Regions from separate parts of the Homo sapiens genome. Here regions 1 and 3 are each linked to region 2. Evidence: chromatin loops called from intact Hi-C (ENCODE). Cell type or tissue: IMR-90. All regions are shown on one strand.

Evidence for each region. Peaks named below come from ENCODE experiments on the same cell type or tissue, not always from the same donor. Only the 100,000 strongest peaks of a DNase experiment are listed, where the experiment ranks them.
Region 1: it touches region 2 in a loop (2.3-fold over the local background); 13 of 110 quality-filtered maps call a loop at or near these places.
Region 3: it touches region 2 in a loop (4-fold over the local background); 22 of 110 quality-filtered maps call a loop at or near these places.

What each region holds. Positions count from the first base shown.
Region 1 is chr4:128,647,645-128,652,644 of GRCh38, reverse strand. No RefSeq gene overlaps it. Among named protein-coding and RNA genes, the nearest start is that of LINC03140, 80 kb to the right of the region's middle. RefSeq lists enhancers at 1-83, 4,034-4,772. In IMR-90, no CTCF peak of the experiment used is centred here; a DNase peak (open chromatin) is centred at 2,654.
Region 2 is chr4:128,451,803-128,456,802 of GRCh38, reverse strand. All of the region lies in intron 1 of LINC02615 (long intergenic non-protein coding RNA 2615), which reads right to left. Among named protein-coding and RNA genes, the nearest start is that of LINC02615, 26 kb to the right of the region's middle. In IMR-90, a CTCF peak has its summit at 2,367 (motif pointing left); a DNase peak (open chromatin) is centred at 2,302; H3K4me3 peaks cover 448 bases; H3K27ac peaks cover 1,166 bases.
Region 3 is chr4:128,527,347-128,532,346 of GRCh38, reverse strand. No RefSeq gene overlaps it. Among named protein-coding and RNA genes, the nearest start is that of LINC03140, 41 kb to the left of the region's middle. In IMR-90, no CTCF peak of the experiment used is centred here; a DNase peak (open chromatin) is centred at 3,006; H3K27ac peaks cover 1,687 bases.

The DNA of each region.
Region 1 (5,000 bases), 200 kb before region 2:
TCAGGAGCTCGAGACCAACCTGGCCAACATGGCAAAACCCCACCCCGTCTCAACTAAAAATACAAAAATTAGCCAGGCGTGGTAGTGGGTGCCTGTAGTCCCAGCTACTCGGGAGACTGAGGCAGGAGAATCTCATGAACCCGGGAGGCGGAGGTTGCAGTGAGCTGAGATCGCGCCACTGCACTCCAGACTCCAAACGGAGTCTTGCTCTGTTATATTTGGAGGGTACAATGCAGATTTCTTACATGCGCACATAGCATACTGTCGGAGTCTGAGCTTTTAGTGTAACTGTCACCCAAATAGTGAATGTAGTACCCAATAGGTACATTTTCAACCCTCACCCCCCTCCTGCCCTCCCACCTTTTGGAGTTTCCAGTGTCGATTATTCCACTCTGTAGGTATGTATGTATGGACATGTGTATTCAAGGAGTAATATTTTTAAAAAGGCATTCCATGGTCAAATAAGTTTAGGAATTGTGACATTAAACAAAATTAAACATATTTCTTTATTCAGAAATTTAGTGTGCTAATAATATTCACCACGATGCTCCAAGAGGGAGGCAGAGTATGCATTTCCCTTATTTATTTTACCAAAAGCTTTTTCTTGTAAAACGGTTCTCAGAACTAGTCCACACACTGGACTTTAAAGACCCTTTAACTTATGACATTCTATGATTCTATTGCCTTTTTATTCTGCTTATCTTTCCAATTTTTCTCACCTATTTCAGGAAAAGACCTACTTGGGCTTTTGAATTCATTCAGAAGGTGAAGTTTAGTTTGTTCCTCATTTCTTTCATCCTTTATTCTTTTTTCTCCTACAAATTTTTTATTTTGAAAAACTTTAAGCCCTCAGAAAAGTTGGAAGAATAGTACAATACGTATATATTCTTCACTTAAATTCAACAATTGTTAACATATTGCCTCAGTTGCTTTCTGTCTCACTCTCTCTACCCATGTGCCTAGACACACATATACATTATATATATATTCTATGTATAATTTTATTGCTGAACTATTTGAAAATAAATTTCAGACATCATGACACTTCATCATTAAATACTTAAAAATGTATCTTCTAAGAACAAGGAAAATTTCCTGGGTAACCTCAAAACCACTACTGCATCTGAGAAATTGAACATTGATTAATATCATCTAATGTATACTCTGTGTTTAAATTTCCCCAATTGACTCTAAAATATCTTTATTTTAGAGTCCATTTAGGGTCCATTAGCTACTCAGCCTCCCGAGTAGCTGGGACTACAGGCGCCCACCACCATGCCAGGCTAATTTTTTGTATTTTTAGTAGAGATGGGGTTTCACCGTGTTAGCCAGGATGGTCTGGATCTCCTGATGTCGTGATCCGCCTGCCTCAGCCTCCCAAAGTGCTGGGATTACAGGCGTAAGCCACCGCGCCTGGCCTCATGACATTTATTTATTTTTATTTTTGAAAAGCCCAGGTCATTTATTTTGTAGAAAGCCTAAGATTTTTAATTTTATGACTGTATGGTTTTTTCCTCATAATTATATTTAGTTCACATATTTTTGGCAGAATATTAATATGTGATATTTTTGTGTACTTCACATCGCACCATAACAGGGGCATGTCATGTCACTTTGTCTCATTATTGGTGGTATTTTGGGTAACAGCTAGGTTAAAATGTTATTTCCTGTAATTCTCTATTGTAAACGTGGGGCCAGGCGTGGTGGTAGACGCCTATAATCCTAGCACTATGGGAGGCCAAGGCAGCAGATCGCTTGGGCCCAGGAGTTTGAGACCAGCCTAGGCAACATGGCCAATCCCACCTCTACAGAAAATGCCAAAACTGAGGTGGGAGGATCACCTGAGCCTGGGGAAGTCGAGGCTGCTGTAAGCCGTGATCACACCACTGCACTCCAGCCTGGGCAACAGAGTGAGACCCCCATCTCAAAAATAAAATAAAATAAAATAAAATAAAATAAAATAAAATAAAATAAAATAAAATAAAGGTATCTTTTCCCCTTGGCAATTAACAAGTGATCTGACAGTTGATGTTTTAAGAATTATGAATAACTTGGTTCCCATCAATTTTTCACCTAATGGCTTTCCCATTTACTGATGATCCTTCCCTGAACAAAATATTACACTGGGAATTGCAAGATAGTGGTTCTTCTAATTCTATCATCCCTGCTTCTTTATTAGCTGTTACTCTTCTGTAAAGTAGAGCTTTTCTTTTGCTCTCCCCTCACATTGAGTATCATAACATATCATAGATTTTTTTTATTAAATGTTTTATCATCTGTTTTGTAATTCATTATTTTAAAATGATTATTCAGGGGCTAGTCTGTGCCAGGTATTGAAGTGAGATTAACCTAATGTTAGTCTCAGTTTCCCTTACCTTTCCTTGCAAATACTTAGGAAACCAGTATCAGTGGGAACATGAACAACTCATCCAAATTCTTGAACTGGTAACTACTTAGCTTCAAAGTTTGTTAGGTGGTAGAAGAAATTGAAGATGAAGATGGGAGTTGAGAAAGGCCCCCAAATTGTAATTATTACTCCCTTTTTATAAACCTTGGTCAGGCTACTGTGGTTACAGCAATCATCAGATGGCCATCTTAATCATCACACAGGAAAGAAAAAAAATCAACTACCATCTCTGTGGAACTATGCTGGGTCTGACTCAGAGGGCAGGGAATCTCAACACCAAAAACTCAGCCTCCCAAGATCCATGGAAAGAGAATCTATGTTTCTATGTTAAGCACAAAATGAGTCTTTTAATGATCACCCAAGGCACTAGGAAGACCTGGGGGAATACGTTTTTATCTTTAACATGTAGTAGATTCTTATGTAAATACCAAAGGACCAAAGTCCCTGGACAAGTCAGGGAGCCTGGGAGCACTTCCCTGGTCTGACACAGGACACAGGTCCCACACCAGCAGTATCCTTACCTCTCCAGGAGAATCTGAATGACAGAGCTGGGAGCCTACTTTCAGTGGAAAGATAAGGGACACTAGTTTCTGGAAAGAACAGACCAACCCATCCTGGTCATATTTTCCAGTGGCAAGTGTATTCTGAGTGTTATGTGGCAGGGGTGGGGGAGGATTTTGCAGTGTAACAAGCCTGGGTACCATGGGACCCTGCTGACTGGCAGAGGTTGGCAAACACATCTAAAGGACGTACATTCTTTTGGACTTGATTTTGTTCCTTTTAGGGAAGTCTCTGCTCCCTTGTGGAGCCTTCCAGCCTCAGAAAAAAGGTACAGTCTGTGTTCCCAAAGTGAAGCAGCAGGCATAACAGACAGAAACTGGCATCTTGCCAGGGGGATCAGTAGTCAGGGGGTGGTGGTGGTACCTGGAGCCTTTGTCACCTCAGTGAGTATACAACTTCAGTGGCTCTGTGAAGTCATGGGGGAAGATCCACCCAGCTGTCAGAGAAACTCCAAAGGGATAAGGGCTCAATGGAAAAAGTCCAGGGTTTTGAGATGAAAAAACTCAGGTTCAAATGCCATTCCCTAAAATTTATGAAACATAAGACAACTTACTTAATACCAGTTCCTTCATCTGTAAAATAGAGATAAAAAATCCCTCACAGATGTGCTGTGAGAATCAAGGTAAAGTAAAGCATGTGCCTACTTTATCGTTAGGATTCCTTTTTTTTTTTTTTTTTTTTTTTTTTGAGATGGAGTCTCACTCTGTTGCTCAGGCTGGAGTGCAGTGGCACGATCTCGGTTCACCAAAACCTCCACCTCCCAGGTTCAAGCGATTCTGCTGCCTCAGCCTCTGAGTAGCTGGGACTACAGGCGCACACCACCATGCCTGGCTAATTTTTTGTATTTTTAGTAGAAACGGGGTTTCTACTAAATCCCGTTTAGTTGGCCAGGCTGGTCTCAAACTCCTGACCTCAAGAGAACCACCCACCTTGGCCTCCCAAAGTGCTGGGATTACAGGCATGAGCCACCCCGCCCAGCCCATTAAGATTCCTTTCATTCCAGGTAACAGAAACCCACCTGAGCCAGTTTAAGAAAAAAAAAGCAAGAGAGATTGAGAGAGAGAATTAATTGTAAGGTTATAGTGATGTCTCATCATTCTTAACATTAGTAATTCAGCTAAGCCTTATAATGAGGCTGGAATCAAAAAATAAAAGGTCATCAGGAGTCATTGTAGCTTTACTTTGTACATCTGGGGTTTTTTCCTCTCCTTGTAAGGTTTGGCTTTCTCTCCTCCAAACCAACAGAGCTGACAGAATTTAGCTACCTAGAGCTCTTGAATGTACATCTTCCAAGACACTAACATAGGGGGAACCAGAATCTCATAATCCCAAGTCCAAAGTCTCACAACAATTTGATTCTTCCCCTTATAACATAGGTTCACTGTGGTCATGAGTGGATGGGGTTGGAACAGTGGGAGGGTGCACTAGGCTCAAGCAGCACACACAGCTGAAAGGCTCGCCCCTGTGTGAGAAGGGGAGCTGCAGGGATTGTTGTGGGCTGGGTAGATGCTCCAGAATGTGCTTTCTTTTTTTTTTTTTTTTTTTTTTTCAGTACAGCTCTTCAAGAATTTATTTATTTATTTTTATTATTTTGTTGTTGTTGTTGTGTCATCTTTTTTTTTATTATTATTATACTTTAAGTTTTAGGGTACATGTGCACAATGTGCCGGTTAGTTACATATGTATACATGTGCCATGCTGGTGCGCTGCACCCACTAACTCGTCATTTAGCATTAGGTATATCTCCTAATGCTATCCCTCCCCCCTCCCCCACCCCACAACAGAACCCCACCCCAGAGTGTGATGCTCCCCTTCCTGTGTCCATGTGTTCTCATTGTTCAGTTCCCATCTATGAGTGAGAATATGCGGTGTTTGGTTTTTTGTCCTTGCGATAGTTTACTGAGAATGATGATTTCCAATTTCATCCATGTCCCTACAAAGGACATGAACTCATCATTTTTTATGGCTGCATAGTATTCCATGGTGTATATGTGCCACATTTTCTTAATCCAGTCTATCATTGTTGGACATT
Region 2 (5,000 bases):
GCTTCAAATACTGGTAAATAGGATGCCACAAAGCCAAGCACTTAGTGACAAAATTCACCATATATGGAAATCCCTATCTATATGTTGAAGGGGCTCAGTCACCTCTGAAAACTAACCATAGTTTGCCCTTGCTTCATCCTCACATCTGCAGTTAATACACTCTTGTCAGTGGCTTATGGCTGAGGCTGACTACAAGCGCTACAAGTGGAAGAGATGGAGGGGATGTTCAGGCTCTCAAGAAAAATAGCTGAAGAAGAAAAAGCTCCTCAAGTTCTTGGTGGCTCAACTGGAAGTAGCCAAAAGCAAATAAGCTGCCCGTGGGGCCTGCCTTGTTTTGCCACATGCCCTCAGCATAATAGTGAAAGGACTAGAGGAAGGCCAAGGCCACAGCCAAGAAACTGCAGCATCTGGCAGCTATCTGGCTTTCATACCCCGTGTGCCCCCCTTGCCCTGCTCCAGATGGCTTGGCTGCATCAACCAGGGATGCTGCCAATGCACTGGGCAACAGGTGAGGAGCTCATTGCTGAATATGTCATGGCGCCTAGAAGTAGCACCAAGAGGTAGCACTCGAGAATCTGTCTTTGGATTAAAATGCAAGCTTGAGACCTTATTAAGGAAGACTTGACTATAACAAGGAGACTGGTATCTAACTCAGCCACTCCCCTCCCTCAGCCTAGTCCAAACCAAGCTGCGCTATGCAAAATACATGGCATCATGGTTCAAATGAAGGATCTGTACCTCTTTCCCCAAGTTTCTGGAATCATTGAAGATTGAGTGTAAATTATCACTCTTATGTGTATTCTCCAAGCTTCATGACTGCTTTCTTGTAAAGAAGAAAAGAGGTTCCTTTCTCTCTTCCTAGAGTCTGAGCAACTCACCAGGGTAGTACCCTGACAGCAGGATATCCAGCATCGTTGAGCCTTCCTTTGTATGGGGAAAGGGACAATATGTCAAATTTGGTGTCTACCACATCCACGGTCCTCCTGAAGGGAACAACCATGCCCATAGCCCAGGCTGGGGGACAGCCCTGCACAGGTCTAAAAGTGACTCAAAGGTGGCCAAGCAGAGCCTAACTCATCCCCTGGGAGATGGCCTGGCCTCCAAAGCTCTGTCCAGACAGGAAGAATGCAATTAACTCAGCCAATGAGTCTCTCTTCCCTTCCTCCTTCCCTTCCCCCTCCACACTTCCCTCAAAATTAACCAGGAAATACAGGGAAAATAGTCTCTGAATTGTTAGTGGGACCAGAAGCTAAAAAGATGTACCCAGAGAGCAGGTGCCATGTAGGAAAGCTATGGGACAGAGGGTATGAGGGTGTCAAGGTCAAGACTAAGCTGAAGAAATGAGTTAAGGAAAAGGTACACAGAGTTGAAGGTGAGGCCAAGCAGCCGTAGTGGTGTACACAGAGGCCAAGTCCCTGTGCTGGATAGGATGGGGATAGGCCCACAGCTGAGCTGTGCTGGACCCTAGACTGTTGCTGAGCCCAGCTCCAGCCTCCTGTGGCATTTTGCACACTACTTACCCATGAGAGTCCTGTCTCTAACCCCCAACAGCTGCCAATAACCCCCAACAGCAAGGCTGCCTCAGTGTATTCCAGCTCTTGCCCTCACACTTCCTAGCATGACGAGGGCCAGTTTCCACAGATAGTTGGACAGTGGCCAGGCTAGACCAGCCCTGACACTCCTTCACCCATGTCACCAGATGCTTCTCATATCAGGCACATGACACCTAGCACGTAAGGTTATATTGCTCCTTATTGTTCAGGGTTTGATGCGATCTCAACAGCTATTTGTTGTGTAAAATATTTTTAGCATGAGATTTCTATGTGTATGGGGGACCTGGAGGAACAGTTAGGGAAGAAGAGAATTATCCTAGCAGCCGACTGTGTCACATTCTTGATGATGTGGTCAGTGCCCTGCCCACATACATGCTCAAAAAATAATTGTCAATAATGCCGTCTTCATCCCACCTTCCTGTGTTTATAAAAGACAAGTGCAGAGAATTGAAAATGAGGTCTCAGGGGATCCCAGGCAATTGAAACTCTTCCTTCCTCCCTCAGGGAGTGAATCAGAGAACACGTAAGTGCACTCATGTGGTCTTCATAGAGAGATACTGCACAGGGCAGTAGATTTCAGGGAGGAAAAGAAAAGAAAAACCTTTTCAAGTCCATTTAAAACAATCCATGCAGCTGTTTCCTGAACTCTTCCAGAAGAACTGAAATACAAAACGCTACCTCTTCCCTCCATCACCTCCCCCCCACCTCCGCCCTCCTAACTGGCTTTCAGGTGACGCAATGATGAGACCTCTGCGGTGAGCTCTCATCTGGAGGGATGCAGAAAGCCAACGGAGCATGGGGTGCTGCCACCTCTTGGATGTTCATAGCCAAAGCAAGTCTCTGTCCCAGAAAGGATGTATTTCGGTGATATTATGAAATGTTAACGGGCAATCTGTTCTGAAATAATTGCTCAGTGTGTTGGCCTCCTTTTCCATTTTAGAATTTCAAAGGCATTGCAGGCCGAAAGCAGTGCCAGCCTGTTAGTGGTACCTACACTGATTAAATCCAGCCCATCATAACCACAGCTACACAAAAGCTCTTTTTCCCAATTAATGAAATGCAATTAATGGTATCATTGAAAAACTCCTGCCACTTCAATTTAAAGCTATTTAGAGCTTCAATTTAGAACTGTGTGCATATTTTAGAACATGCTTTTTTTTTTTTTTTTTTTTTTTTTTTAGCTGACACGATTAACAGCACCTAATTTCTGGGATACGCCCAAGTTTCAGTAGGGGAAAAAAAGAATGTTTACCAGAAACATACACAATAATAATGGCCTCCTTTCCCTTCCTTTCCTAAACACACAAACACACACACACACACACACAGAGGCTCACACACGTGCAACCCAGTTCAGTTCCAGTTATTCAACTGTTACAATGTCTCCCTCCCTTGTGGAAAACCTGATAGGTCTATGTTGGAAATATCTAGGGTGCTCTGATGTAGGATACAAATTCCAAGGCCTTTATTGCATGATGGTCCTTTTGAAATATTTATATTGATCGGCCCAGTTCCTGAGAGGAAATAGGTTGTTTCTCTTATTCTCCCAGGTATAGGTCATTTGAGCAGTTGGGCTGTCATTTTTTTAATCTCCACATTTCCCTAAGGATAGTGAGAGGATGATTTAAACGGCAACATTAGCTGCTTTAGGCTAGATTTTCAAAGCTACACCAGGGGAGTTAAAAGCCCAAATCCTGTTATTGTTACAGGATTAATGCACAGAAATCCCAGAATACCACTTTGGAATTGTAGCCAAGGAATATTATTTTAATGTACTATGTGTTATTTTTAGACTCAGATATAGCCCAATTATCAGCTGGTGTATCAAAAATGAGACAAGACAGATAGCTGTCTTGTCTTTAATCCAAAATTCCAATGATGTTTTTGGTGTTTGTGTTTTCTCACCCCTTAGAAATCTGGATATTTGGAGGAAAAAGGTAAAAGATAGAAACTACAGCAGCTACCTCCTACCTGCTTGGTTGCTATAGAGGCTGCTTCTTAGAGTACTGGTTCTATAGAATATTTTAGCACGGTTTTCCCCTCCCCCACCCAGGGGAGGCAGGTGGTAGGAAAAGGAGGTATTGAATCAGGGGTCATCTTGACCATACTGCAAAAAGCTACAAATCAACCACAGCACACTCATGATTTCAAGGCAGCAAGTCAGGGCTCCTTTCTTCAGTTATTTTTATTTCTGCTTTTATACATCTTAGATTGTTGTTCAAAAATAACCAGCTGTAAAAGGTCTTCCAGTTGCTTCCAAGCTGCCCTGTGGACATCAACCAACATTTATTGATTCTCTACATCCCTGCTGTTGGGTTTTATTAAACTGGGCTTGTCTTTCCTTTGGCCCCTGAGTAATTGCATAGGTTGGAGATGGCCAAATCACTGTCTCTCAGCTAACCCTAGTCTGTGAGAACTCCTGCCTTTCTGTTAGTCAAGAACTACTATGCCAGTAGTTCCTCTCACTGACTTCCAAGATTCCAGAGTATCTTCCATTATCTCAAAAGTTATTGTATCATCCTAAAAAGGACAAGCATGTTTGCACAGATCTGTTTCTGTGTGGGGTAAGTTAGGAGGGGGTGTATTCCCACTTCAATAAACTCACAGTTTCACTATGTCATCAACGAGGGTTTCACTTGGAAGTCTCCCTATGTTTGGCCACCACGAACTCACAGATCGCAGAGCCCTCTCAGCAGACAGAAATGAACCCTTTTTGAACCACCAGCAACCAGGAGCTCTGACCTTGCTTTTCAGAGCAGTTGTGAGAAGGATTAAGTAACATTTTAAGAAGCACTTACCACAGAACTTGGCACCTTGTAGGCTTCCCTGAGTTAAGGAAGCAGCACAAACAATTTAAAAAATTCTTTTATATTTATGTGTATTTTTCAATTTGCAAAATTATTTTTGTACATGATCTCACCAGCAATACAATGATGAGCCTTGCTAATGCCTATGGCAGGTACTCAATGTGTGTTTAACGTGGAGCTGACTCAAGTTACATGTCAGCTTTTCCCATGTAGTTTGTACATAGAGTTTGGGCTACAAATAGGACTGGAATGAAATTCTCCATTTCAGTTTCTGGGGCATCGTCTATATCATAACCACTATTCATCTATATTTATTCATCTCTGAAACAGAAGTTATTGAATCCTAGACCCTCAAAAACCAGAAGAGTACTCCCAGTTATATATTTTAAAATTATAAAAATAGATTAACAACTCATGAGAATTATTATATTCTTATAATACATAAAATATAATTTTTATATTTAATAATATAAATACTAATTACTACTACCATCTACTATTGGTATAACACAATAAATTAGGCACTACTATATACATATATATATATACATATATAATGAACAGTTCTTCCTCTCAGTAAATACTCATTGAAGAACTACTAGGATGCTGTATACACCTATAGTTTACCAAGAATAAAACT
Region 3 (5,000 bases), 76 kb before region 2:
AGGAACATTTCAGGCCAATATCCCTGATGAACATCGATGCGAAAATCCTCAATAAAACACTGGCAAACTGAATCCAGCAGCACATCAAAAAGATTATCCACCATGATCAAGTTGGCTTCATACCTGGGATGCAAGGCTGGTTCAGCATACGCAAATCAATAAACATAATCCATCACATAAACAGAATCAATGACAAAAACCACATGATTAGCTCAATAGATGCAGAAAAGGCCTTCAACAAAATTCAACAACGCTTCATGCTAAAAACTCTCAATAAACTAGGTATCTATGGAACATATCTCAAAATAATAACAGCTATTTATGACAAACCCATGGCCAATATCATACTGAATGGGCAAAAACTGGAAACATTCCCTTTGAAAGCCAGCACAAGACAAGGATGCCCTCTCTCACCACTCCTACTCAACATAGTATTGGAAGTTCTGGCCAGGGCAATCAGGCAACAGAAAGAAATAAAGCGTATTCAAATAGGAAGAGAGGAAGTCAGACTGTCTCTGTTTGCAGATGACATGACTGTATATTTAGAAAACCCCATCGTCTCAGCCCAAAATCTCCTTAAGCTGATAAGCAACTTCAGCAAAGTCTCAGGATACAGAATCAGTGTGCAAAAATCACAAGCATTCCTATACACCAATAACAGACAAACAGCCAAATCATGAGTGAACTCTCATTCACAATTGCTACAAAGAGAATAAAATACCTAGGAATCCAACTTACAAAGGATGTGAAGGACCTCTTCAAGGAGAACTACAAAGCACTGCTCAAGGAAATAAGAGAGGATGCAAACAAATGGAAAAACATTCCATCCTCATGGATAGGAAGAATTAATATTGTCAAAATGGCCATACTGCCCAAAATAATTTATAGATTCAATGCTATCCCCATCAAGCTACCAGTAACTTTCTTCACAGAACTAGAAAAAACTACTTTAAACTTCATATGGAACCAAAAAAGAGCCTGCATAGCCAAGACAATCCTAAGCAATAAGAACAAAGCTGGAGGAATCACGCTATCTGACTTCAAACTATACTGCAAGGCTACAGTAACCAAAAACAGCATGGTACCGGTACCAAAACAGATATATAGACCAATGGAACAGAACAGAGGCCTCGGAAATAACACCACACATCTACAACCATCTGATCTTTGATAAACTTGACACAAACAAGCAATGGGGAAAAGATTCCCTATTTAATAAATGGTGTGGGGAAAACTGGCTAGCCATATGCAGAAAACTGAAACTGGATCCCTTTCCTACACCTTATACAAAAATCAACTCAAGATGGATTAAAGACTTAAATGTAAGACCCAAAAACCATAAAAATCCTAGAAGAAAACCTGTGCAATACCATTCAGGACATAGGCATGGGCAGAGACTTCATGTCTAAAACACCAAAAACAATGGCAACAAAAACCAAAATTGATAAATGAGATCTAAAGAGCTTCTGCACAGCAAAAGAAACTATCATCAGAGTGAAGAGGCAACCTACAAAATGGGAGAAAATTTTTGCAATCTACCCATCTGACAAAGGGCTAATATCCAGAATCTACAAAGAACTTAAACAAATTTACAAGAAAAAAAAACCCCATGAAAAAGGGGACAAAGGATATGAACAGACACTTCTCAAAAGAAGACATTTATGCAGCCAACAAACATATGAAAAAATGCTCATCATCACTGGTCATTAGAGAAATGCAAATCAAAACCACAATGAGATACCATCTCATGCCAGTTAGAATGGCAATCATTAAAAAGTCAGGAAACAACAGGGGCTGGAGAGGATGTGGAGAAATAGGAACACTTTGACACTGTTGGTGGGACTGTAAACTAGTTCAACCACTGTGGAAGACAGTGTGGCGATTCCTCAAGGATCTAGAACTAGAAATACCATTTGACCCAGCAATCCCATTACTGGGTATATACCCAAAGGATTATAAATCATTCTACAATAAAAACACATGCACACATATGTTTATTGTGGCACTATTCACAATAGCAAAGACTTGCAACCAACCCAAATGCCCATCAATGATAGACTGGATAAAGAAAATGTGGCACATATACACACCATGGAATAATATTATGCAGCCATAAAAAAAGGATGAGTTCATGTCCTTTGCAGGGACATGGATGAAACTGGAAACAATCATTCTCAGTAAACTATCACAAGAACAGAAAACAAAACACTGCATGTTCTCACTCATAAGTGGGAGTTGAACAAGAAGAACACATGGACACAGGGAGGGAACATCACACACCAGGGCCTGTCAGGGGGTGGGGGGCTAGGGGAGGGATCACATTAGGAGAAATACCTAATGTAGGTGACAGGTTGATGAGTGCAGCAAACCACCATGGCACATGTATACCTATGTAACAAAACTGCACGTTCTGCACATGTACCCCAGAACTTAAAATATAATAAAAAATAAAATAAAAAAAGAAAAGAAAAACAACAAAAAAAGAATGAGATCATGTCTTTTGCAGCAACATGGATAGAGCTAGAGGCCCTTATCCTAAGTGTAATAACTCAGAAAATCAAATACCACATGTTCTCACTTATGAGAGCTAAACAATGGGTACACATGAACACAGAGAGGGAAATAACAGACAATGGGCGCTCCAAAAAAGGGGAGAAAAAAGGGGGGGTGGTGAGAGCTGAAAATTTACCTATTGGGTACATTGTTCACTCTTTGGGCGATGGGGACACTAAAAGCCCACACTTCACCACTACACAATATATCCCTGTAACAAAACTGCACTTGTACTCTCTAAATCTATAAAAGGAAAAAAGAAAGAAAAAAGACTAAGCTCAAACCACTTCTTCCAGGAAGTCTTCCCTGACTCACCATGATCTACCTTTGCCAGCCTTTATGTTCCCATCATACTCGAATAGCTCCATGATTGCACCAGAATTGTCTATTTACAGGTTGATTATTCCCACCAGACTGTGAGCTCTCATTTAAGCTGAGGGGGATGGAGTCTTACCAGTAAGCACAGTGATGGCATGTAGCAGGCATTCCAGAGATGTTTGCTGAATGAGAGAGTGAAGGAGCCGATGAATCAGAGAGCCTCTGGAAGCCCTTGGATGTTTAGGAGTGACAGACTAGAAGGTTAATCTAATGACAAAACATCTACATTTAATTAGTGATCTTTCATTGCCTTGAATGAGAAGTTACCAAAGAATGAAAAATTACAAGAGAAATAGAATTGGGGCACTCTGGGGGGAGGGTAGTGAAAAGCTGTTGAGTAAGAGAAGAACATGGATAGGGTTCCGCAGTTGACCCAAAAAGGCCATTTCTCCCCTTCACAGGTATCACCACAAAGCAATGACCTCTAAGGTAGCTTGTGGCTGGACAGGGTTGGAGGTCTCTCAATTGCTGGACATTAACCCTTTAGTTGCTGTACTGTCGGGAGTTCTGAGGAATCCCAGAGGAGGGCCAAGCAATGTGGACAGTGAATGGGGGGTTCTCAAGGAGCCCTGGGCTGGGGCTATTTTCCAACAAGTACAAAATTATTTCAGATTTTTTAATCATTGGGGTAGACATACCAGTGAAATCAACTTAATACCAGCCTGCCTATAGGTAAATCAGGTACATACCCCTGTGTCTTCAAGGAGAATAACTGACCCTTTAAAAGCCAACAGTTTTTTATCAAGTAAGAACTCTTTCCCTCTTGACTTTTGAGAACACTTTCTCAGCACTTGGGCGGATAGAGCAAGCTCTAAACAAGCATTGAGTGATTTTTTTTTTCACTGTTTTTGTTCCCTTAAAAACTTGTCTGTATAATTGTGTTGGGTAGCTCTGTCCTTCCCCATAGCAATAAAATGAAAGCTGATTTAGGCCTTACTATGTGGAGGACTTTTAGTCACAACAAGCAATAGCTTTACAGTTATTTGCATTCTTAGCTTCCTCCTTCGTGTAATTGGAAGAGATTTTGATTCAGTCCTTAACCTAGTTTTTACAGAGCCTCCACCAAATGCCTCAGACTCAGATACACTCTGTCACCCGTGGCTAAATAAATGAAATGAGTTTTCATCAGAAAAGGTCAGTTCTCCTCCCAGAGAGGGTTTCTATGATTCCTGCACTTGATGGGGTTTTTCCCCACCAATGGATTTCTTTCTCACTTGATTGTCCTTTCCTCACTGAGTATAAGCTGCAACTCTTTCCAACGTGGGGCTCACTTGGGGTTTTCATTTTTCCAGGATTGATTCGCTCTCAGAAGGTGAAAGTGGGATGGGGGTGGGATGAGTGAAACCATCTCTGAAATGACCAAAAATAGCTGCAGTATATAAAGCAGCTGATTAAATTATTTTGAAGAGCTGATGAATGCTTTAAAAATCTCTGCACTGAATGCAATTACCAATGTTTCTCAAAGTGCACTTTGAGGCCACCTGCATCCCAATCACCTGAGTGCTTGTCAAACATGTAAACTCCCAGGTCCCATCAAAGGACCACATCTCACAGTAAAGGCCTAGAAATCTGTACTCTAAAAAAAAATTTAAATAAAGAATAATATACATACTGAAAAGTGCACACAGCATAAAGTGGACAGCTTGCTGGAGTTTCACAACTAAACCCATCTGCAAAGCCAGCACTCAGATCAAGAATAATATCACTGATATCCCAGAAGCCCCTCTGCTCTCTCCACGCACAGTCTACTCACTCTCCTCAAGGCCAACCCGTATCTTAATTGCTAATGCCATAGATTACTTTCACCTGGGTTTTTTGGTACTGTCTATAAATGGACTCATGCAGTCTGCATTCTTTTGTGTCTGGCTTTTTTCACAGATTGTGAGATTCATCCACATTGTTGCATGTCATTATAGACTGTTCACTCTCTTTGGCTGAATGGTATTCTATTGCATGACTATACCAAAATGTATCCATTCAATTTAAATCTAAATTATAATGAAATACAGTCATGCGTCACTTAATGATGGGGATATATTCTGAGAAATGCATCATTAGGCAGTATTGTC